Linked DNA regions of Homo sapiens: region 2 is linked to region 1. A link is a loop called in an ENCODE intact Hi-C map of the cell type or tissue named here. Cell type or tissue: testis. All regions are shown on one strand. Each heading gives the region's core, and the rest is flanking DNA. Links, peaks and the distances in the headings are about the cores only.

Region 1 (11,578 bases), core at 3,104-5,603:
TTCCAATTCTCCATTTTCTATTTCCTGTGCACACTCTTATTAATTTTAACACATAACACAAGGACACAGCTGATTTTACTAACATATAATCACTTCATTCTCTAATGCTCTGATTTATAGTTTATAAACAAGCTTCATATATTTTACCCTCTACGATGCTATGAACTTTCCAAAGCTTTTGAGGTTTTCCTTTATTCTCCAATTTAGAGTACCTCTACCATCACATCACCCAGTAATTATCATCCAGGTGAGGCAAATTACCTTTGCAAATCTGAGTGTTCAAGATGGCAAGCAGACACCGTCCTTTTCTGAAAACTACCACTCATGCACACCCCATCATAATGGGGATGGGATCCTGTCTCTACCTGAGCTAATTTTATTCTCACATCTAATAATCTAGAATAGGCACAGAGATATGCTTGCATGGAGGACATTTTAAACTTGAAATAATAAGACAGTCATTTTGGATGTCATACATCAAAGCAGTAATGCAGGTCTCAGAAAGAAAGAGAGAACTAATAATTTCACCATCTTCCTGAATTTCACTTATTAGTAGTTTTAATTTGGTTCTATATAAACTTTTTTTTTGAGACAGAGTCTTGCTCTGTTGCCCAGGCTGGAGTGCAGTGGCTTGATCTTGGCTCAATGCTACCTCTGCCTCCCGGGTTCAAACTATTCTTGTGCCTCAGCCTCCCAAGTAGCTGGGATTACAGGCATGCGTCACCACATCTGGCTAATTTTTGTATTTTTAGTAGAGATGGGGTTTCGCCATGTTGCTCAGGCTGGTCTCAAACTCCTGACCTCAGGTGATCCACCTGCCTCAGCCTCCCAAAGTGCTGGGATTGCAGGCATGAGCCACTATCCCCAGCCTGTGGTATATAAACTTCTGAAGTCAGACTATCTACGTTTGTATCCTGGCTTGAGCATCTAGTAGCTGTATGGCTACAGCCAAGTCACTTAACCTCTGAGTTTGGTTTCTTCATCTGCAAAATGGGAATGGCAATGGGGATGATGATGATGATGATAACTACCTACTAGATAAGGCTGTTTTAAGAAAATGGGATACTCCATTAAAGCACTTAATGAAATGCTTAAACAAACGGTCTTTAAAAACTTATTTTATATTTACATATGTAAGATCATTTATATTATTTTCTATTTTTGTTATTTTACCTATAACAAGACCTATAATATTTTAAGGCCTATTCTTCTATCATCAAATTGGGAAAAAACAGAAACAAATGGGCATATATCCTTTTTATCTTCTAGGGAGATATTAAAGACCTTGAGGAAAAAGAGAAAAGGCAAGCCAACAGGAGACAGTTATTTTCTAACTCTAAGGCCCACTCAGACACCAAAAAGAGAAAAAATTAATTAAAAAAAGAAGGATCTAAGTGGTATTAAGAAATAATTGTAATCTAACACTAAGAAACTGTTGTTTATTCTGAGAATTCAAAAAAATGAAAATTTTATCTTAAGAGGCTTTTTTTTTTTTTTTTTTTTTTTGGAGATGGGGTCTCGTTGTGTCGCCCAGCCTGGAGTACAGTGGTGTGATCTCGGTTCATTGCAACCTCTGGCTCCTGGGCTCAAGTGATCCTCCTGCCACAGCCTCTCAAGTAGCTGGGATTACAGGTGCCTGCCACCAAGTCTGGCTAATTTTTATATTTTTAATAGAGATGGGGTTTTGTCATGTTGGCCAGGCTGGTCTCAAACTCCTAACCTCAAGTGATCTGCCAGTCTTGGCCTTCCAAAGTGCTGGCATTACAGGCGTGAGCCACTGTGCCCAGCCGCTTAAGAGGCTTTTGAAGCTATATGTTATTTTTTTGTAGCTGGCACGTGGTTAAGTAGTCAAAAACAGATTGCTGACTGAATAAACTTCTTATTGTGGCTTGAACTAATAAAAAAACACAATTAAGCCAGGCAAGGTGGCTCATGCCTATAATCCCAGCACTTTGGGAGGCCGAGGCAGGCAGATCACCTGGGGTCGGGAGTTCTAGACCAGCCTGACCAACATGAAGAAACCCTGTCTCTACTAAAAATACAAAATGAGCCAGGTGTGGTGACACATGCCTATAATCCCAGCTACTCGGGAAGCTGAGGCAGGAGAATCGCTCGAACCTGGGAGGCGGAGGTTGCGGTAAGCAGAGGTTGTGCCATTGTACTCCAGCCTGCCAGCATGGGCAACAAGAGCGAAACTCTTGTCTCAAAAAAAAAAAAAAAAAAAAAAGTAATAAGAAGGTCCTCTGGATATGTTTTGAAGATCAGACAGCAATAAAGGAATAATATGCCTTAAAAGGCCTGAAACATACAAAAAAAATGTAATGGACAGAGTTCTTATCTGCTAATAAATTTAACACCACATTCTCAATTAGCTGTGCATATGCAGGAAGAGGAAGGCACAGCAGCCCAGATCATCAAGAAATGGTCTCCATTTGATTTTGAAATGCATTTTATTTATTTTTACTTTTATTTTTTAATTTTTTAAATTTTTTGAGACGGAGTCTTGCTCAGTTGCCCAGGCTGGAGTGCAGTGGTGTGATCTTGGCTTACTGCAACCTCTGCTTCCTGGGTTCAAGTGATTCTCTTGCCTCAGCCTCCCGAGTAGCTGGGACTACAGACGGCCGCCACCACACCTGGCTAATTTTTGTATTTTTAGTAGAGATGGGGTTTCGCTATGTTGTCCAGGCTGGTCTCGAACTCCTGACCTCAAGCGATCACCCACCTTAGACTCCCAAAGTGCTGGGATTACAGGCGTGAGCCACCGCACCCAGCACATTTTATTATTTTAAAGGTAGATCTCTCTCATTGCTAACATTTAATTATGGCATAAGTCCATATATACCAGTTCCACTGAGGGGAAATGAGTGATATAATGCATGTTTAGTTGCAGAAGTAGTTTAGAACTACAAATATGCCATATATAATCTGTTCACAGAACCAAAAATATGTGTAACATGTAAAATCTAAGAATAAGGCAAAGTGTAACTGTACTCAGAAGGTATGCTTGCAAAACATTTTATTTATTTATTTATTTATTTATTTATTTATTTTGAGTCAGGGACTCACTCTGTCACCCAGGCTGGAGTGGTGTGATCTCAGCTCACTGCAATCTCCGCCTGCCAGGCTCAAGTGATCCTCCTGTCTCAGCACCTCAAGTAGCTGGGACTATAGGCATAAGCCACCATGCCTGGGTAATTTTTGTATTTTATTTTATTTTTTTGTAGAGACAGGGTTTCACCATGTTGCCCAAGCTGGTCTTGAACTCCTGGGCTCAAGTGATCCACCCGTCTTGGCCTCCCAAAATGGTAGGATTACAGGTTTAAGCCACCAGGCCCGGCCTACAAAATTTAAATATAAATAACAAACTAATTCTTACCAAAAGCAGCACATTCATCTATCAAGAGTAACCTCTTCCTAGCAATGCCTTATGATGGCCTACTTTCATTTAAATTACTATTTTGAACTTAGAAATGCAAGGACTCTGTGCACACAGACTGGATGATCTGGATATACACCCATTTAGAAGCGGGGGGTCCATGTGGAAATGTGTTCTAACAGTAGGTCATCAAATTTTCTTTTTTAAAAAAGAAGCAGTCTTTCCTTTGCTCATCTTTTAAAATGATCAATGGTCACTTTCTTTGAACAGCTCTAAAGTGGGGGGAGAAGGCAGCAGATAACACTTTAAACTCTTGTCACACTTTCCAGATCAGTAAATTATATACTCATCACAAGCATCTAGATGGGATGCATCATGAATATATCTAAGAATATCTAGGCCAGGTGCAGTGGCTCAAGACTGTAATCCCAGTGCTTTGGGAGGCCAAGGCGGGTGGATCACCTGAGGTCAGGAGTTCCACACCAGCCTGGCCAACATGGAGAAACCCCGTCTCTACTAAAAATACAAAGAGTAGCCAGGCATAGTGGCACGCGCCTGTAGTCCCAGCTACTCAGGAGGCTGAGGCATGAGAATGGTTTGAACCTGGGAAGCGGAGGTTGCAGTGAGCCAAGATTGTGCCACTGCACTCCAGCCTGGGCAACAGAGTGAGACAGACTCTGTGTCCGGAAAAAAAAAAAAAAACCAAGAAAAACCCACAAAGAATATCTGAAAGTACCAAGTGAAAAGTGAAGAAGGAAGTAGGGTGAGAGGGAGAGTAGAGCATGTAAAGAAAAAAAAAGTCAGTGAAGATATTTTTAAAAACCAGAGTATACTGGTATTTGAATTTATTTCTTTTGTGTTTTTTTTCACATTATCTCACAGAAAGATAAAGAATCTTATCTAAAAGCTCAAAATGAAAATAAAAGAAATATTAGCTAACAGGACAGATTGATTTTAACAACATGTTTCCCGTAAGTCCTAACTAAATGGCACTGGAAAATCTTTCTGTTAAGAAAAGGAAAATAAATGGACCTTCAACAGGCTCTTTATAAGCAAAGGCATTTTCGTGCCCCAGAGAACAGTCTTGTAAAAGGGAGATTTATAAGGGACTTCCAGGAAGCAAGAGTTCAGTAATTTTCTAACACTGAAGCAAAGCAACGGGAACTAGGTTTACCATCTCCAAGACACAACCCCTATTTTGCTAGACTGGCGACAAATATCAAAGTGCTCAGCCGGGGCCACTGTCAAGCTAAAGAACATCAAAGCAGACAGATCTGCGTCTTCATATCCTAGGGATGCTGTTCTAAAGCAGCCCCTTGGTTTCCTATCTCCCTGTAAGAACTAGAACTGCTTTTGCTAACACCAAGTACTGCACAGTAAATTCCTCTTAAAAGCACAGTTTATCACCCCCACCCTCTTGTGGCTTAATCCTTTAATTCATTTCAATGCCAAAAACTAGGATTTCCTGAGGACTGCCACAGGATGTATGACAAGCAGCAGGGGCAAGCTTAAAGTTGCTGATTCAATATAATCAGAAGTTTAAAAGAATGGTTGCTAATGCACAGCCAGAAACAGAGGGCCCTCCACAAAAGGCAGAAAAGAGGCCAAGTGCCTGTGAAAAATCAAGGAACTGAGTTTTAACGGGTGCCAACCCACAGGCAGGACAGAAAGTCTTTTGTTTGTTTGTTTTTGAGACCAAGTCTCACTCTGTTGCCTGAGCTGGAGTGCAGTGGCACGATCTCAGCTCACTGCAACCTCCACCTCCCGGGTTCCAGTGATTTTCCTGCCTCAGCCGCCTGAGTAGCTGGGACTACAGGCGTGCACCACCACACCCGGCTAATTTTTGTATTTTTAGTAGAGACACGGTTTCACTACTATGTTGGCCAGGCTGGTCTCCAACTCTTGATCTCGAGTGATCCGCCCACCTTGGCCTCAGAAAGTCTTAATGGACCATTCTACTGTCCTCTGTTGGGGCTGGAACATATCACAGGCTACTCTGAGACAAAGAGATAAGGAACGTAAACACTGTAGTAATGTATCTACCCACAGATGAAGACAGCTAGCAAATAAAGGTAATCTCTGGTAAAGGCTTGGCTTGGATTTAAGTTAACAGTTTTAGAGGTAGAAGGCAATACAATAAGACAATCAGAGTTTTACAAAACGGTTAATACTAAACATTTTAACAACTTTATAGTGGGCAAGGCCATTTGTAGGTTATGTACTAAGTAATTTGAGGATTAATAGGTTATAAAAATACAAGCAGCCCCCCCCAAAAAAAGTAAAACAAAAATAATTAATTCCAACTAGCCTTAGGAACCATGACCACAGATCTCTGAATGCTTAGTTCTGTTTTCCTGCTGCACCTAACTGGTTTCTAACTTCTCCACCTATGCCACTGATTCAATCAGCCAGAATCATCAGCTGTTCAGAAGGGAGTGTCAGCATCCCAGGCATTTAGAGTTCCAGAAACAACCAAAAATGGCAACTTAGCTCTGCCAGCAAATGCCTGTCTTACAAGCCAAACATCTCCCTCATTTGTATCTTGACTTCCAGTTTCTTTTCCTTTTTCAATTACCATCAATCAGTAGAGCTGCTTTGGTACTGAGGTAAAAAAGTTAAAAGGAAAAAAAGAGGATTGTCAAAAAGACAATCCTCTTTTTTATTTTCTAGAGATAGGGTTTCCCTCTCTCATCCAAGCTGGAATGCAGTGGTGTGATCATAGCTGGGTTTGTGCAATCCTCCGCCTTGGCCTCCCAAGTAGCTAGGATTACAGACGTGTACCACCACACTTGGCTAATTTTTAGAATTTTTTGTAGAGACAGAGGCTCACACTATGTCACCCAGACTGGTCTCAAACTCCTGACCTCAAGTGATCCTCCAGCTTCAGCCTCCCAAAATGTTACGATTACATCCCAAAATGTCAGGATTACCATATCCAGCCTAAGGTTTTCTTTTCAATGCATATTCTAGGGCCTCATCCACCAAGACTCAGTAGGGTGGGTGGAACAAACTAGAATCTTCATTTTTAACAAGCAGCAGTGGTTCTGAAATGGGGCCTTACATGAGAAGCATCTGGGGTGCTTTTAAATAACACCATGCCATGGCAGGGAGGCCTCGCCTTGAGATACTCAATGGGTCTACAGAAGGTCTCTAACACTGGCACTATTTTTTTAAGCTTTCCTGTGTGTAAGCAAGGTATGAACCACTGTACTAAAAGTACCTCTGATGCAGGTGGTCCATGGACAAAGTCTGAGAACAGGGGCTTAAAGAGTTCATGTTAATGAGGTCATTCTGAACCTGACAAAGACTCTCTCCTTTGACCAAACTTGAGTCAGGCTCCTCTTGGAGTCCTTTCTGATAAAGTCCTGACGTTGCGCCTCCTTCTCCATTCTTGCAGAATCCAGTTTGAGCAATAATCCTGCTAAGTCAGATTAGAGAAAATCCCCTACATGACTACCCCTGGTATCTTATCACCCTGGCCTACCTTCAACAAGAATGCTGAAGGCAAGCATCCCCCTTACCCCTGATGTTTCCTCTTAGTATTTTTCTATCTACTCACTCCCACCCTGTTCCTTGGCTGTAAATCCTCATCTGTCCTTATTGGAGTCAGACTGCAGCCCACCCTCTCTCCCCCACTGGAAGACCCCATTGCAGTCATCCCTATGCTTATTACCATGGCCCCCTTGAAGGAAGTCTGTCTTATCATGTTTCACAAGTGACAGGAATAATTTTTTCTTTAACACCTCACTCTACTGCCAAAGTAGATAGCAGGGAGGTAGATACAAATAAAATATTTAGATAATTAGAAAAACTATAGGTGACAATTAAAAAAAAATCAATTCCTTTTTGGAAAGCTTTCAAATCCGGCAAGCTCTTAGTAGGGTATCGGGCACTTTTTTTTTTTTTGAGATGGGAGTTTCACTCTTGTCTCCCAGGCTGCAGTGCAATGGCGTGATCTCGGCTCCCTGCAATCTCCACCTCCCAGGTTCAAGCCATTCTCCTCCATCAGCCTCCCAAGTAGCTGGGATTGCAGGCATGCGCCACCATGCCTGGCTAAATTTTTTTGTATTTCAGTAGAGACAGGGTTTCGCCATGTTGGTCAGGCTGGTCTCAAACTCCTGACCTCAGGTGATCCACCCGCCTCAGCTTCCCAAAGTGCTGGGATTACAGGCGTGAGCCATCGTGCCCGGCCGGGTATCAGGTTCTTACTTTGAGCAGATTCCATCTATCAGGTCACTGGTTTATACATATTAAGTATCTGCTATAAAGTTGGGGAACAGCTAGGATCAAGTCTATTTGATGAAAAATAAAGCCCTCAGACATAATTCTGGGGGGAGAAAAGCAATTCCAATTATGTGAAGGTTTAGAAAGTTAGAATTATTCTTCAACAAACAATAGACACTGGGCATCCTAATTGCTAGCTTCAAACTAACTCTGAAACGAGGCACAAAAGGAGAGAATGTTCTTGTTGCAAGAAACTTTTAATAGCATTTGGATTTGGAAGAAAAAGATAGCAGTGGAATAAAAAATAGACACACCATGTTGCAAAAGCTCTTGAGTATTCAGAATCCATTTCTGAAGCAGAAAGGTGGGGAAAGGGCTACTGATCCATGGAGAGAAAACAGGGAGGCAAATGCCCAAAAGAGCTTTCATTTGTTGGGCTGATTACTCACAATTAAACTTTGGAAAATTAGCAGAAAATTAGAAACAGATTATAAAATAGTCTGTTTTAATAAAATGCTAACTATCATCATGCAACCTCAGAAGTAGAAGCAGATGGAGTTAGAAAAGCTACATTCTAGTTGGAGACAAGATATTGAGAAAACTTGTTCCATACATGAGCTCAAATTTCTCCACCTGTAAGGTGGTCATATTGCTTGCTGATTTCAGAAGGCTTAAGCCATTGGTTAAAAGGCCTTTTGTGCTCAATAATCAAGAAGCTGCTTTAAAAAATAATCAAGAAGCTGCTTTGATTGCTGATAATTTACTAGAGTGACAGTATCCACAGAAAAATTTCATTTATATAGAAAGTTATTATATAAGAAATCTAAAATATGAGTTTGCTTCAAAAACTTAGCTGGTTTAAGGAAGTTTAAGGTTTTAGGGGAGTGGGAGTGAGTGAAGGAGGAGGTTGTAGAAGAGAATGGAGGAGGAAATTGAGAAAAGACAAGCTGAACAAAGGAAGAATTTATCTGTGCCTCTGAGACTAGTTCTTCCCGGGAATCTTACCCCTACCACTGGACTGTTTTTTCAAAGGCAAAGATCACCTATTGTTCAACTCTGCATCTCCCACACAGCATATCTACCACTATGTAGAGAGTAGTTGCTTGTTGCTTGATAAGTGTTTAACAAATGGTAAAACACTTTTTTTTTTTGGAGATGGAGTTTCGCTCTTGTTGCCCAGGTTGGAGTGTAATGGCGCGATCTCAGCTCACCGCAACCTCCTGTGTTCAAGCAATTCTCCTGCCTCAGCCTCCCAAGTAGCTGAGATTACAGGCATGCGCCACCACGCCCAGCTAATTTTCGTATTTTTATTAGAGACAGGGCTTCTCCATGTTGGTCAGGCTAGTCTTGAATTCCCGACCTCAGGTGATCCGCCTGCCTTGGCCTCCCAAAGTGCTGGGATTACAGGCATGCGCCACCACACCCAGCTAATTTTCATATTTTTATTAGAGACAGGGTTTCTCCATGTTGGTCAGACTGGTCTTGAATTCCCGACCTCAGGTGATCCGCCTGCCTCGGCCTCCCAAAGTGCTGGGATTACAGGTGTGAGCCATCGCACCCGGCGGAAACAAGTATTTTTTTTTTTTTTTCCAAACAACAGCATTCTAGGCAGAAAGTCACAAAACAGGAGGAAGCGAGTCTGATTCCCAGCATCAGATAAACTGCTAAACTCTACTGTGGGTAAGAACAAAACTGTGCTTACCAGAAAACTTAATTTTTATTTCGATGAATTTCTAATAGTGAAATAAATTACTTTAAAGCACAACAAAGAAGAAAGTCAACACCCAAACGTTCTTGGGCTCAGGAAGTATGGTGCTTGACGGGAGGGTTAAAAGCTGTCAGCCCTGAAGACAGGCAGGAAAGTCTCTCTTTATGACCCCCTCCCAGCAAGGCTGTGTTTTTTCAACACTTCTAACCCTTCTGCATGGGAATCTTGGAATGTTTTTTTGTTTTGTTTTGTTTTAAAGAGACAAGGTCTCGCTATGTTGCCCAGGCTGGAGTGCAGTGGCTATTCACAGGCGTAATCCCACTACTGATCAGCAGGGGAAGTTTTAACCTGTTCGTTTCCAACCTGGGCCAATTCACCCCTCCTTAGGCAACCTGGTGGTCCCCTACTTCTGGGAGGTCATCATACTGATGGCTGAACTTGGTGCAGACACGTCTCTGGCACAGTGTGCTACAGCCCAGGACTCTTGGGCTCAAGCGATCCTCGTGCCTCAGCCTCCTGAGTAGCTGGGACTCCAGGCATGTGCCACTGCATTGTCCTGGAATGTCTTTTTTTTTTTTTTTTTTTTTTTTTTTAAGTGTCTCAGTTCTCTTAGTTTTTGACAGTTCCCCGGTATTCTCAAGGTGATCATTTAACACCTAATTAACAAGTCTATTACTGGAATTAATTCAAATGAGCCAAACCTAGTTTTAATTAAACCTCAATCTGCTCAGGGTAGTCTTTTTTCTCCTACATCAGTAGCTGCCTGCAAGGACCCAGTTCCTTTCAAAACAAAGAAGTACAAAACTCTATAAAGCGTTCTGACATTATTTAAAAATGTATCTATTAAAATGTACCTATCTAGTTAATTTGGTTCCATAATTTGGTCATTCTGGCTTAACATTCAACTATTCAAGCAATGTTACAATAAAGTACTTGAAGAACCCACTGATTTTCTGGTATTGCCAATCATGCGTGCATTCATTCAGTCATTCAATAAATTTACTGAAAGGATCCTAGATGTCACACACTAAGCTGGGTGCTATGCATGTTATTATTAACTACACCTTTGGACAGAAATAAAATACATCAAAGCACAGCTCTGGAAAATGGAAAAGCAAAATTTTAGTTGATTTGGTCAAACACTTTGCCTTGATTCGTATGTAGATACTACAGCTAAATTTCCATTAGTGGACACGGATTAGTGATGTGTAAAGTAAAAGTTAGAATTTCAAATGTCTAGTGGAATTTAACAGAATTTCCTAGGCCTCATTTTTTCTACTCCCTGGCCTGTGCTCAGTATTCCCACTCCAGGTACAGGCATCCTGGCAGCACAATTCCCATTCATTATTATCTCACCTGAGATCCTAGTGAAGTTGCCTTTCAAGATCTGTCAACCTAGTCATATGTCCTGTTCTTCCTTGGGAAAAGGATAGAAACTGGAGGGGAAATGCGGAAAAAGTTGGGAGGAAGGGGAAAGGAGCGCTCACAAAGTCGTGTGGAAACTGGATCTCACCTTCCCTTACATGCTGCAGCTTTTCTGAAGGCTCTGTACTCTCACCAAAGAGCAACATTTCTTCACACAAAAAGATGAAAACATTTAACAATAAGCAACCACATATACATGTTTAAGCCTTACTTTCAATACCAGGTACTTAATGTACTCTGGAATCCAACAATAACAAAGTTTTAATGATAAATGTAATATATTCACTGACATGGTTTGGATGTTTGTCCATCTCAGGATGGAATGTGATCCCCAATGACGGAGGTAGGGCCTGGTGGGAGGTGTGTGGATCATGGGGAGGATCCTCGTGAATGGCTTGCTGCCATCCTTGGGTAATGAGTGAGTTCTCGCTCTGAGTTCTCCCAAGATCTGGTTGTTTAAAAAAGCATGGTACTTCTCCTTGAGACTGCATCTCAAAAAAAAAAAAACCAGCCACAAATTCTTTGACATGCCTCCACTGGGGAGGTGGAATCTAGTTCCCCACCCCTTCAATCCGGGATGGCCTTAGTGACCTGCTTGTTAACAACAGGTCAGAAAAGGTCATGGGGTTTCCGCCAGGTTCTTTGGAATGCTTGCTCTCTGAAGCATCCTTTCTGGGTACACAGTCACGATGTCATGAGGAGCCTAAGCCACATTGAAAAGATACATGCATGAAGGTGCTCTGGTCAACAGCCTCAGCTGAGCCTGGCTCCAAGTCACTCCAGCCCAGGTGACATGTGAGTGGAAAAGCTTCCAGATGATCCCAACCACCAACCATCTCAGTCTT
Region 2 (11,578 bases), core at 886-3,385, 75 kb before region 1:
TCTGGAAGTGGGGAGAAAACCGCTTCCAGCTATTTAAACATAGAAATTGTTTGAGAATTACACTGAGCTCTTCAAAAATATCTCAATGATTTGATTTGTTATTTGACTATCAGGGTCTTCCTTGTAGAGTGGTTATTTTTACTGGGAATTGAGGAGGTTTCCAGAATCATTACCCTCATGACTGAAACACCTACACACTCAAATTCCCTTCAAACCCCTTGGAATAATTACCCTTGGAGGTGAACATTTTTATGAGAATGAATGGTACAACTGTCTCTGAAGCCACGTTGATTGAGGTTGTATCATTACTCTGTATTGATCATTTTCACTGCCACCTTCACAGGCTAAGCCTGCTCCTTCAAAAACCCAGGCCAGACCTGTTGGAGTCAAAATCCCCACTTGTAAGATCACTCTTAAGGAAACCTTCCTGACGTCACCAGAGGAGCTCTATAGAGTGTTTACCACCCAAGAGGTAAGTAAGTCTTGTCCTTCAGGCCTCATGCCATCTGCCCTTCTAGGTGACTTGAGTTGGGGGCATATCCCTTCAGCAGTGTACAGAAGAGGTACTCACAAACTCACAACTGGAGCCATGAGGCCTTCATCAAAGTGAATTTTTCCCTCCCTCTATTCTCTTTTTTTTTTTTTGAGACGGAGTCTCGCTCTGTCACCTGCCCAGGCTGGAGTGCAGTGGCACAATCTCAGCTCACTGCAACCTCTGCCTCCCAGGTTCCAGCAATTCTCCTGCCTCAGCGTCCTGAACAGCTGGTACTATAGGCACACGCCATCACGCCTAGCTAATTTTTATGTTTTTTAGTAGAGATGGGGTTTCACCATATTTTTTAGTAGAGATGGGCTGGTCTGAAACTCCTGACCTCAAGTGATCTGCCTGCCTCAGCCTCCCAAAGTGCTGGGATTACAGGTGCAAACCACTGTGCTCGGCCATATTTATTTATTTTAAAAACAAAAGACCTGGTCTTGCTATGTTGCCCAGACTAACGTTGAACTTCTGGGCTCAAGCGATCCTCCTTCCTCAGCCTCCTGAGTAGCTGGGACTACAGGTGCACACTACCGTGCCTGTTCCAGTTTTGGGTCATATAAGTAGAAACCACTGAGTGAATCTTACTAGAAAAGTGAATGGCCATTCTTGGTTACTCTGTAGCACAGAAGAATTCCTGGCTTCTTTGTGTTGCACAGCTGACTTGTGCCATTCTGCTGCTATAGTGTGGAGTTGAGAAACATGACCGTATTCAGCTTTATTATCTGATAGTAAAGGTGGTTAGGATATGTGGAAGTTCCCATATACTCTGGGACAAAATTTCAAGATCTTATTTTTTAAACAAAAATGTAAATACAGCCATAAATTAAGAGGTACCATGTAGTATATGGGTGTTAGTATGTCTGTGCGCCTGCACCCAAAATACTCTCGTGATAAGTTCTCTCCCCCTTAGAAAACCAAGAACTGGAGAAGCAATTAAATGGACTGGGTTTTCTAGAAATTTAAAAAGATGTGTATAAACAAAATTGTACTGTACTTCAGAAAGTTATCTTAGTTGACTCCAGAGATGTGTTATGACCTGGCTATGCCAAAGACTGCATTCGATGGCTAACTTGGTTCTACTTGGTGCCTGCTGCCTTGAAGGACTTAGCAGCATAGCTGTGGTCTTCATGTGAATTGAATTTAGCACTTCAACACAGACTTCAGTTGAATCTCTGCTTCCAAACTAGCTAAAGTTTTCAGAGTTTTAAAATACTTTTGTATGGGAGGATTCCTAACATTTTTAACCTTCTGTTTATTTTTAATTTTGTACCATGTATTCGTATTACCTACTTTAAAAAATAGTAAAGTCTTATTAAAAGTAAAAGCGGCACCGTTGGGTAATCGAACACAGCAAAATGATACTGATTTCATATATATGGAGTAGGCCAGGCACAGTGGCTTACATCTCTAATCCCAGCACTTTGAGGGGCTGAGGCGGGTGAATTACTTGAGCCCAGGAGTTTGAGACCAGCCTGGCCAACATGGTGAAGCCCTGTCTCTACAAAAAATACAAAAATTAGCCAGGTATGGTGGTATGCGCCTGTAGTCCCAGCTCCTCAGGAGGCTGAGGTGGGAGGATCACCTAAGCTTAGGAGGTCGGGGCTGCAGTGAGCCATGATCATGCCACTGCACTTCGGCCTGGGCAACAGAGCGAGACCTATCTCAAAAAAAATAAAAGGGCTGGGCGCGGTGGCTCACGCCTGTAATCCCAGCACTTTGGGAGGCCAAGGTGGGTGGATCACGAGGTCAGGAGTTCAAGACCAGCCTGGCCAAGATGGTGAAACCCCATCTCTACTAAAAAATACAAAAAGTTAGCCAGGCATGGTGGCATGCGCCTGTAATCCCAGCTACTACAGAGGCTGAAGCAGAGAATTGCTTAAAACCTGGACGGGCGGAGGTTGCGTGAGCCGAGATCGCGCCACTGCACTCCAGCCTGGGCAACAAAGTGAGACTCCGTCTCAATAAATAAAAAAATAAAATAAAATAAAAGATGGAATAGATCTATTTTGGGACATGTTCTCAGAAATGATAATAGAAGTCTCAAACATTTACTTGAGAATTTTCTTTCATAAGCTCATTCTTATATCTTTCTGAACCATATACAATTTCAAATAAATAAAAGTAAACGGGTCCAAAGTAATGGCATCATCAGATCAGAAAGAATTCCCGAAGTCAAGTCCTGGCTGGTATTAAAACAGAATAGAGGGACACCCTGGACCCGCCTGTGGGGCAGACTGGTGGAAATGAGAGTTGAGGCATGCAGCCTTCAGCTGGCATTTGTCCTTGGGTCCCACTGAAAGCCATGTATCTTCTGCCTCTTTTTTTTTTTTTTTTTTTTTTTCCCTGCAGCTGGTGCAGGCCTTTACCCATGCTCCTGCAACATTAGAAGCAGACAGAGGTGGAAAGTTCCACATGGTAGATGGCAACGTCTCTGGGGAATTTACTGATCTGGTGAGTACCTGCCGGCCCTAGACTCAGGTTATTGCCTCTGGTCAGATGAGTGACATTTCTCTTTTTCTGAACTCTATAGGTAAAATGTAAGGCTTTAATCTCTTTGTTAATAAAACATTTTGTTTTTCAAAAAAAGGCTGTGATTTGAACTGTCTTGCAAGTAATATAATTGCACAGATGGTAGACTCCGTATGAAGGGCAGATGACTGATCCTAGCTAGGATTGGGTACATTGTAGTATATAATATAGACTGAGCTGTTTGATTATTTTAGGTCCCTGAGAAACATATTGTGATGAAGTGGAGGTTTAAATCTTGGCCAGAGGGTAAGTAAACATATTTATTGCCATTACCCCCAGAACTTTTTCTCTTTGCTGTAATTTTTTTTTTTTTTTTTTTGGAAACAGGGTCTCACTGTCACTCAGGCTAGAGTGCAGTGGCATAATCACAGCAAACTGCAGCCTTAACCTCCCAGACCCAAACGATCCTCCTGCTTCAGCTTCCCAAGTAGCTGAGACTACGTGTGCCACCATGCCAGCTTTTTTTTTTTTTTTTTTTTTTTTACTTTTTTACTTTTTTTGTAGAGATGGGGTCCTACTACATTGTCCAGGCTAGTCTCGAACTCCTGGGCTCAAGTGATCCTCCTGCCTCAGCCTCCCAAAGTGCTGGGATTACAGGTGCATGCCACCACGCCCACGTAATTTTAGTAGAGATGGAGTTTCACCATGTTAGCCAGGCTGGTCTGGAACTCCTGACCTCTGGTGATCCGCCCACCTCAGCCTGCCAAAGTGCTGGGATTACAGGTGTGAGCCACCACGCCCAGCCAGGTTGCCCCAGTCTTAAACTCAGATGGAAACCTAGATATGAAACCTCCGTCCCCTCTGCCTTTCCCAGGACACTTTGCCACCATCACCTTGACCTTCATCGACAAGAACGGAGAGACTGAGCTGTGCATGGAAGGTCGAGGCATCCCTGCTCCTGAGGAAGAGCGGACGCGACAGGGCTGGCAGCGGTACTACTTTGAGGGCATTAAACAGACCTTTGGCTATGGCGCACGCTTATTTTAGGGCCAGCGGCAGGGGACTCCAGCCTGCTGGACACTTCAGTCCAGCTCTCTCCTGACTGGGGCTTGCGACTCACAGGATTGCATCGTCCCAGCTGCTAACTTGGGGCCGGGGCCCCTCCCTTCCACATATACCTTGGGTTTGTGCATGTTTTCTGCTGGGTGGGTTCAGAGGGCAATTTCTCTTTTATGTGTACATATGCTAAATAAACATAATTTAAAAAACATGCGTGTCTGGAACCTATGTTGATTGAGTGGCTGGTATTGAGAGCTCCCTTGAAGGTTTTGAATTCAAAAAAGAAGGACAGGGTGGACAGCCTTGTCTCTATTCTGGGTAAGTGTAGGTAATTAAGAGGCACAGAGCCTGCTTCTCACTACCAGGCATTCCTGAGCTAGTCTTTCTTACTAGTAAATAGTTTCTGCCTTTTTACCCATAACAGTAGGGGAGGGTTGGTACTTGGGTAGGGAGTGCTAACACTATGCCTCTACTGCCAGTGCAGTTGACTTCTCACTTTGCACTGCCCATGGCCTCTTACCCTCTTGCAAAGATAAGTGATCACCAGATGCTGGTTTGGGATATGGGAAGGTGGGAGATTCCTAACTTGTGGCAGCTTCTGTTACATTGCAGTTACTGAGTACTAGACACTACACTGTTTACTTGCATTAACTCATTTGATCTCTATAATACGCAGTAGGTACTGTTGTCATTTGTTTTACAAGAACTTAATTAAGCCTTGGCTTTTAAATACATGTATTTTACATATAGCCAGGCGCAGTGGCTCAGGTCTATAATCCCAGCACTTTGGGAGGCTGAGGCAGGTAGATCACTTGAGGCCAGGAGTTCAAGACCAGCCTGGCCAACATGGCGAAACCCCATCTCTACTAAAAATACAAAAATTAACTGATGAGGTGGCACACGCCTGTAATCCCAGCCACTCAGGAGGCTGAGGCACGAGAATTGCTTGAGCCCAGAAGGTGTGAGCCAAGATTGCACCACTGTACTCAAGCCTGGGTGACAGAATAAGACTGTCTTGAAAAACAAGTATTTTACATAACATATTTGCTACAGGTGAGCCTTGGATTTCTTAACACCCAGATCCAACAAGCAGAGTTGAGATTTGCAACAAGGACTGTAACTGCAGAGCCCATACTCAGCAAATTGTTGTCTTTATTTAACAATATGTGGTACCATTAAGTTTGCTGGGCACTGACCATGAGCCAAGTGTTGGGGATATAGTGGGTTCAGACTGCCACATTGCAGGAAGAGGTAACAGTACCTGAACAGGGAGAGTCACTCCTGGACAAGCCTCGCCCTGACTTCCTGCACCCCAGCGGGAGTCAGTGCTCTCTAAGCCAGACGCTACCTCCTGCAGCTACAGCTATTTCCTTCGTCTGTTTATTGCCTGTTTTATTGGGTGGCAGCAAGACTTTGCAGGCTAAAACTGGTTAAAGCAGAGTTCAAGATCTGGTTCATTTACACTTCCCAAAGCCATCTTTGGCTTGAATTACAAGAGTGCTGGGCTGAACTAATCCACATCTAGTTTGACATTACATCTGCCTCCTAGGGGTGCAAAATGACGCCTTTTGATGAAGAACCTGGAGTCTAGCTTGAATCAAATCAACAGGCCCTTCCTAACAGACTCCTAACAGAGACGATTAAAAATGAGACTTTGGGCCGGGCGCGGTGGCTCACGCCTGTAATCCCAGCACTTTGGGAGGCCGAGGTGGGCGGATCACGAGGGCAGGAGATCGAGACCATCCTGGCTAACACGGTGAAACCCCGTCTCTACTAAAAATACAAAAAATCAGCTGGGCGTGGTAGTGGGCACCTGTAGTCCCAGCTACTCGGGAGGCTGAGGCAGGAGAATGGCGTGAACCTGGGAGGCGGAGCTTGCAGTGAGCCGAGATCATGCCACTGCACTCCAGCCTGGACGACAGAGCGAGACTCCGGCTCAAAAACAATTTAAAAAAAAATTAATTAAAAAAAAATGAGACTTTGGCTGGGAGCGGTGGCTCACGCTTGTAATCCCAGCACTTTGGGAGGCCGAGGCAGGCGGATCACAAGGTCAGGAGTTCGAGACCAGCCTGGCCAACATCGCAAAACCCTGTCTCTACTAAAAATACAAAAATTAGCCGGGTGTAGTGGCGGGCACTTGTAATCCTAGCTACTAGGGAGGCTGAGGCAGGAGAATCGCTTGAACCTGGGAGGCAGAGGTTGCAATGAACCGAGACCAAGCCACTGCACTCCAGCCTGGGCGACGGAGACTCTGTCTCAAAACAAACAAACAAACAAACAAACAAATGAGCCCTTTCGGCCAGGCGCAGTGGCTCACGCCTGTAATCCCAGCATTTTGGGAGGCCAAGGCGGGCAGATACCTGAGGTCAGGGATTCGAGACCAGCCTGGCCAACACGGTGAAACCCCATCTCTACTAAAAATACAAAAATTAGCTGGGCATAATGGCAGGTGCCTGTAATCCCAGCTACTCAGGAGACTGAGTGGGAGAATTGCTTGAACCTGGGACACAGAGGTTACAGTGAGCCAAGATCACGCCATTGATTGCATTCCAGCCTGGGTGACTGAGCAAGTCTCAAAAAACAAAAAAAAAGAAAAGAAAAAGAAAAAGAAAAAGAAAAAATGAGCCTTTTCACACACACCTGGCTGGAAAGTTACCAGTTCCAGAATACTTAGAATCAATCAAGTAGAGATGACCAATATGTTCATTAAACCCAAGGCACCAGGCTAAGTGCCTGCCATGTGACATGTGCAGTTGCCATTACGTGCCAGTATTGATGGCTATTCAATTCTTACCATTGCCATTTTACTGATAACATTTTGGTAAGCCATCTGGACCTAAAAAGCAAATGGCATAGCTAGAAATAAAACTGTGGACTTCGACTTTGTGTTTGAATAGTAAAAGTTCCACTTCCTAACAAATTGGGTGAATATCCTTATCTGTAGAATGTGCATAATAGGTGTCTTGTGAGAGCGTTCGAGATGATACATGTAGAAACGCTGGCACCTGGTGTCATTTAGCAAATAGTCGCTGCTGAATCCATTCAAAAGCCCAAGTGTTTGCCCTTAAGCCAGAATGCTATTTTGAAAAGCTGGCTAATTTTAATCCAAATTGCGTATCTTGGGCTAAGAGCTCTCCATGCCTGAGAGGAAGAACAATGCACAAAAGTGGACTCCACTCCTAAAGATTCTTACTCAGTGGGTGTGGGGTGTGGCCCATAAACAGAGTTTAATAAATACCCCAGGTGATTCTAATATCAGGGATGCACTTTGAGAAGCATCTCAACATATTAACAAAACAAAACCTCATTGTAAAGGAGCCACAGCAGCACATTTGGGTCCCTTTTGTGACTAATGGGGCAAAGGATCTAATCATTCTTTCTCTTTAAAGACCTCTTGACAGAGGTCAGCAGACTCTATACTGCTGGTTACCTAAAACTCTAGGAAGCATTCAATCTGACCAGTCTTGCCTAGCCTAGGGCCATTTGTGAGGCTAACCAGAGGGGGTAAAATTGGGCAAAACCATCTTGGTTGCTGGGGTAGCTGTTAAGGTAGAAACAGTCAGTGGTGTTCATGCTGGATTCATGGCCATGGATGAACTCCTGGTGTTGGGGACAGGAAGAACAGCTAGTCAAGCCAGTGATGTGACTGACACTGGAACAGAAAGGAGTGGAGGGACCCTCTGGTTTCATGGGCTTCCTCTGGGCTCTGATACCAGCTGCTCTGGAAACCCTCCCTTCATCAGGCTCACTGCTCCCGCCGTTGGCGCTGCTCCTCACACACAGGTGCTCCTAAAGCCTGCAGCCACCTGCGCAGTGTCTTTCTCCTTTGCATTGCTCGAATAAATGTAATTTCATAGCCGACCCACTCCCCAGCCCCTTTTGTTTAGTTTCTCTCATCTGTGGCCTGACACGGTAGCAATTTAGCATGCCACTTTAAATGTACAGATTTAAAATGGGGTTGGCTAAATTCAGTATGGGTAATAGAAAACCATTAAATATAGATTAAGACAGTACGTTTAAGTGCCAAAGTGAGTTATATTAGAAAGGAGGGGAATTAGCAGTTTCCTTAGAAAGCAGACTCTGGGATTACTCTGTCTTGTTACTTTTAAAAGTTTCTGCTGAAAAATAATTAGCCTCGAACTGGGCGCAGTGGCTCATGCCTGTAATCCCAGCACTTTAGGAGGCCAAGGTGGGTGGGCTGCTTGAGCTCAGGTGTTTGAGACCAGCCTGGGCAACAGGGCGAAACCCCACCTCCACCAAAAATACAAAAAAAATTAGCGGGGGTGTGGTGGCGTGGGCCTGTGGTCCCAGCTACTTGGGAGGCTGAGGTGGGAGGATCACTTGAGACCGGGAGGCAGAGATTACAGTGAGCCGATATCGCGCCACTGCACTCCAGCCTGGGTGACAGAGGGAGACCCTGTCTCAAAAAAAATAATAATTAGCCTGTGCTAATCTTACTGAATTCCTCAGACAAGAGAAAGGGAGTGAGCATGGCTCCTGTCTGGCGGCCTGAGACACTGCCCTCTCTAACCCTCTCATATTTCTAGTTGCAGGTAGAGTATTTTTAGACTATGGTTCAGGACAGACTAATAAACTTACCTCCGGCAGTGATGGTCATTGGAAATGTCTGACTCTCCGAGTGTCTCCAGTGGTGGCTCTGGACACACCTTCCTTTACTGCGCTTCCTGATATATCCCTGTCCTTCCCCACGTCAGGAGTGACAGTGGAGTGTCTAGTTGGGGTGCCCACTGAGGCAGAGCACGGATCCACCTCTCATCTTAGAGCTGTAGTTCTTTGGGCAACTCTTTGTTGGATCCCCTGACAGCAAATTACTTCCTGGTGGAGTAAAAGTGATTTACCTCTCTGACAAAGCTCAGAGTGAATGTGCCCCTGAGGTCCAGCCAGCTCCTCGTCCATCTCCTAGGCAGTGTGAATAAGGATAACTGATATTTAGAGTCTAACTCCTGCATGCCACAAGCTCTGCCTGCCCGGCTGGTCCAGGAAATGAAAAGGAGCCTGCTGTGGGTTAAGTAAGTTACAAGCACACCCATGGGAGTTTGACTTGGACCATAAGCAAGGGTTCCTTACACTCCTCCGCTCTGCCGGGGCCCGAAAGTCTTCATCAGGCAGAATTTGAAAATAAAGTGCTTTATTGCTGAGGAGCCCAGAGAGCTTCAGGGCGGCCATCTGGGGGCTAGGACTGAAGTCCCCTAACTTTTGGTGGCTCTTGTGAACAGAGACAGTTGAGACTTCAATATTTCAACCCCATAGAAGGCAAGGAAGTGCAGCCAGGGGAATGGGGAGGCAGGGAAGAGGCATGAGGTGTGCCGGGAGAGCGATTATGTGCATCTCTTCCCAACTCTGAGTTCAGTGCATTCAGTGATGCTGGCAGCATGACATGGGACACTGCTGGGAGAATTTACACCACAGAAGCTGCCCAAATGCAATAAATCAGGGCTTTTTTCCCCTCCCAGAGAACTGGTTTACTATAGACGTGTGACACACCGTCCCGAGCTAGTGCTGAACCCACCCAAGCCTGGCTACTGTGACAAGCTGTCACCTCCCCACTCGGGGGGAGTGCCAACTCCCAGCCCTGCACATCCCTACAATCAGCAGAACAGAGGGGGCTGAGCAAAGGAAAGGGACCAGAATTGGGCAACCCATTCCCTGCCTGGAGTCCACTTCGCCTCAGCTGGGCTGGCTTGCAGCCCAAGACTAAAGTTGGTGTCCAACAGAAAGGCAGCTTGGGGCTACAGATAGCCTCCTGTGCAGTGGCTCGTGGCAGGGAGTGGGGAAAGAAGGGCATGTGCACCACCCAGAGATAAGGAGGGGTGGCCACCCAGGCTGGATGCCCCCCCCGGCAAAGGATGGCTGTGCCCATGAGAAGAGTGGCCCTTCCTCTGCTGGCCATCAGGGTGGAGTAGGAGTGACTCGTGGCAGATCCCGGGAATCGGGATTTTTCTGGAGCTGCTGGCTAACACTTATGTGCAGAGCCAGGGCAGAAGAGCCCAGCTCCCAAGGAGGAGAAAAATGAGTGGCCAGGGTCCCAGCAGGCAGCAGAGGGAGGCCCCGGCAGACACATGCACATATGCACATTTCCAGGGCTCCCAGGGACACCCACCCTGGGCCCTACATACCCTTCAACCTTCTCACTAACCCCACTGAGATATCTGCTTCGGGGTCGCTGGCAGAGGGCACACAGCCTCGGACCAACCTCACTGGGGGAGCCCTTTCCTCACCCTGTCTGGGCAGGGGCGGGTGAGGAAAGTTCTCCCGTGCAACAGCAGCAGCCGCCTGCCCTCTCCCTGCAGTGTCTGTTCAGCAACCCCGTCACTAGTACTCCTTGGCCTCCTGCAACTGTGCTAGGTACTCCTCCTCCAGGGGGTTGTCGGTGCAGGCTCGGCCGTTGTTGGGAGGGAGCACAGCGTGGAGGCGGCTCCAGTCCCCCTTGCACAGGATCCAGGGCGTCGTGTCGAACTTGAAGTGCAGCTTAGGTGAGAAGTCGGTGCTGATGAGGTTGGGCATGCCGGCGCCCTTGCCACGGGTCAGCAGCCGGCTGTCCTCGTCATAGCAGCAGTGCTGGGCGGCCAGTGTGCTGCTCTCCCCAGACAGCATGGAACGCAGGCAGAAGCGCGCCGTGGGCTGGTAGATGTCCAGGCGCTCGCGAGGGCCACTGGCATCCCTCCACCGGAAGCTGCGGCCCTGGTGCTCGTCCTGTAGGCTCACAGGGCTGTCCATGGCCTCCAGTGGGTAGGCACACGGGCAGCTGGGCAGGTCCCGCAGCATCTGGCTCAGATACTTGATTAGGAAGTCGCTCTTGCAGTTCAGCCACTTCTCACAGCTGTCCACATCTGCAAAGGGCCACAAAGTGCAGGAGGGAAGCCAGTGACAGAGCCAGGCCCGTGTGGGGCGGGGACTGATTAAGGGCCAGTGCATGGGGAGAGAAGGCCCAGGCCCCAGCTGGTGCAAAGGCGTGGCTTGGTAGGGCCTTGGGGATGGAGAGAGGCTACCCCACACCATCCAGACAACCTGAAGCAAGAAGCTCTTGCTCAGAACAGACACAGGCCAAGGGGCTGGAGCAATGACCCAGATGTCCTCTGCGGTGCCATATGTCACATGCTGAATGGTGGGAAAGGTTTAGGTGTCATGTGCTGAATGGTGGGAAAGATCCTGAGATCTTGGAAAAGGATCTGGGGTGAGTGGAGACAGGTACAGCAGCTTTTCACCAACTGGTAAGAAGGTTTCATTATTTTAGCCACTGGACCATTCTTGTTCTGAACGCTGCCTTTCTCAGGCAATCTGGCCTGGGGTGAGTCATTTGGCCACTTTGGGCCTCCTGTGGCCCCCTCTGTCTATGCTGCTCTCCTCCCCATCTCCACCTCGGGAAACGTGGCCTTTTTTTAAACTATATTTTTATTTAATTTTAAAATAAATTATATCCCTCAAAACAAAAACCTGAGGCTAAAGTACATCTGACTGAGGTTCTCTTAAATAGAAGAGCTGGGGGGCCAG

The links. Hi-C counts contacts between places; a loop is a spot of excess contacts. Peaks named below come from ENCODE experiments on the same cell type or tissue, not always from the same donor. Only the 100,000 strongest peaks of a DNase experiment are listed, where the experiment ranks them.
Region 2: it touches region 1 in a loop (6-fold over the local background); 69 of 110 quality-filtered maps call a loop at or near these places.

Annotation. Positions count from the first base shown.
Region 1 is chr14:77,538,001-77,549,578 of GRCh38, forward strand. All of the region lies in intron 9 of SPTLC2 (serine palmitoyltransferase long chain base subunit 2), which reads right to left. It also overlaps the pseudogene RN7SL587P. Among named protein-coding and RNA genes, the nearest start is that of ISM2, 45 kb to the left of the region's middle. RefSeq lists an enhancer at 4,554-5,055. In testis, for the core only: no CTCF peak of the experiment used is centred there; no DNase peak of the experiment used is centred there; H3K27ac peaks cover 2,500 bases.
Region 2 is chr14:77,465,196-77,476,773 of GRCh38, forward strand. AHSA1 (activator of HSP90 ATPase activity 1) reads left to right here. Exons shown (of 9, transcript NM_012111.3): 6 at 344-472; 7 at 2,888-2,989; 8 at 3,262-3,313; 9 at 3,882-4,277. The coding sequence ends at 4,054. ISM2 (isthmin 2) reads right to left here. Exons shown (of 7, transcript NM_199296.3): 7 at 9,199-10,917. The coding sequence ends at 10,400. Among named protein-coding and RNA genes, the nearest start is that of AHSA1, 13 kb to the left of the region's middle. In testis, for the core only: no CTCF peak of the experiment used is centred there; no DNase peak of the experiment used is centred there.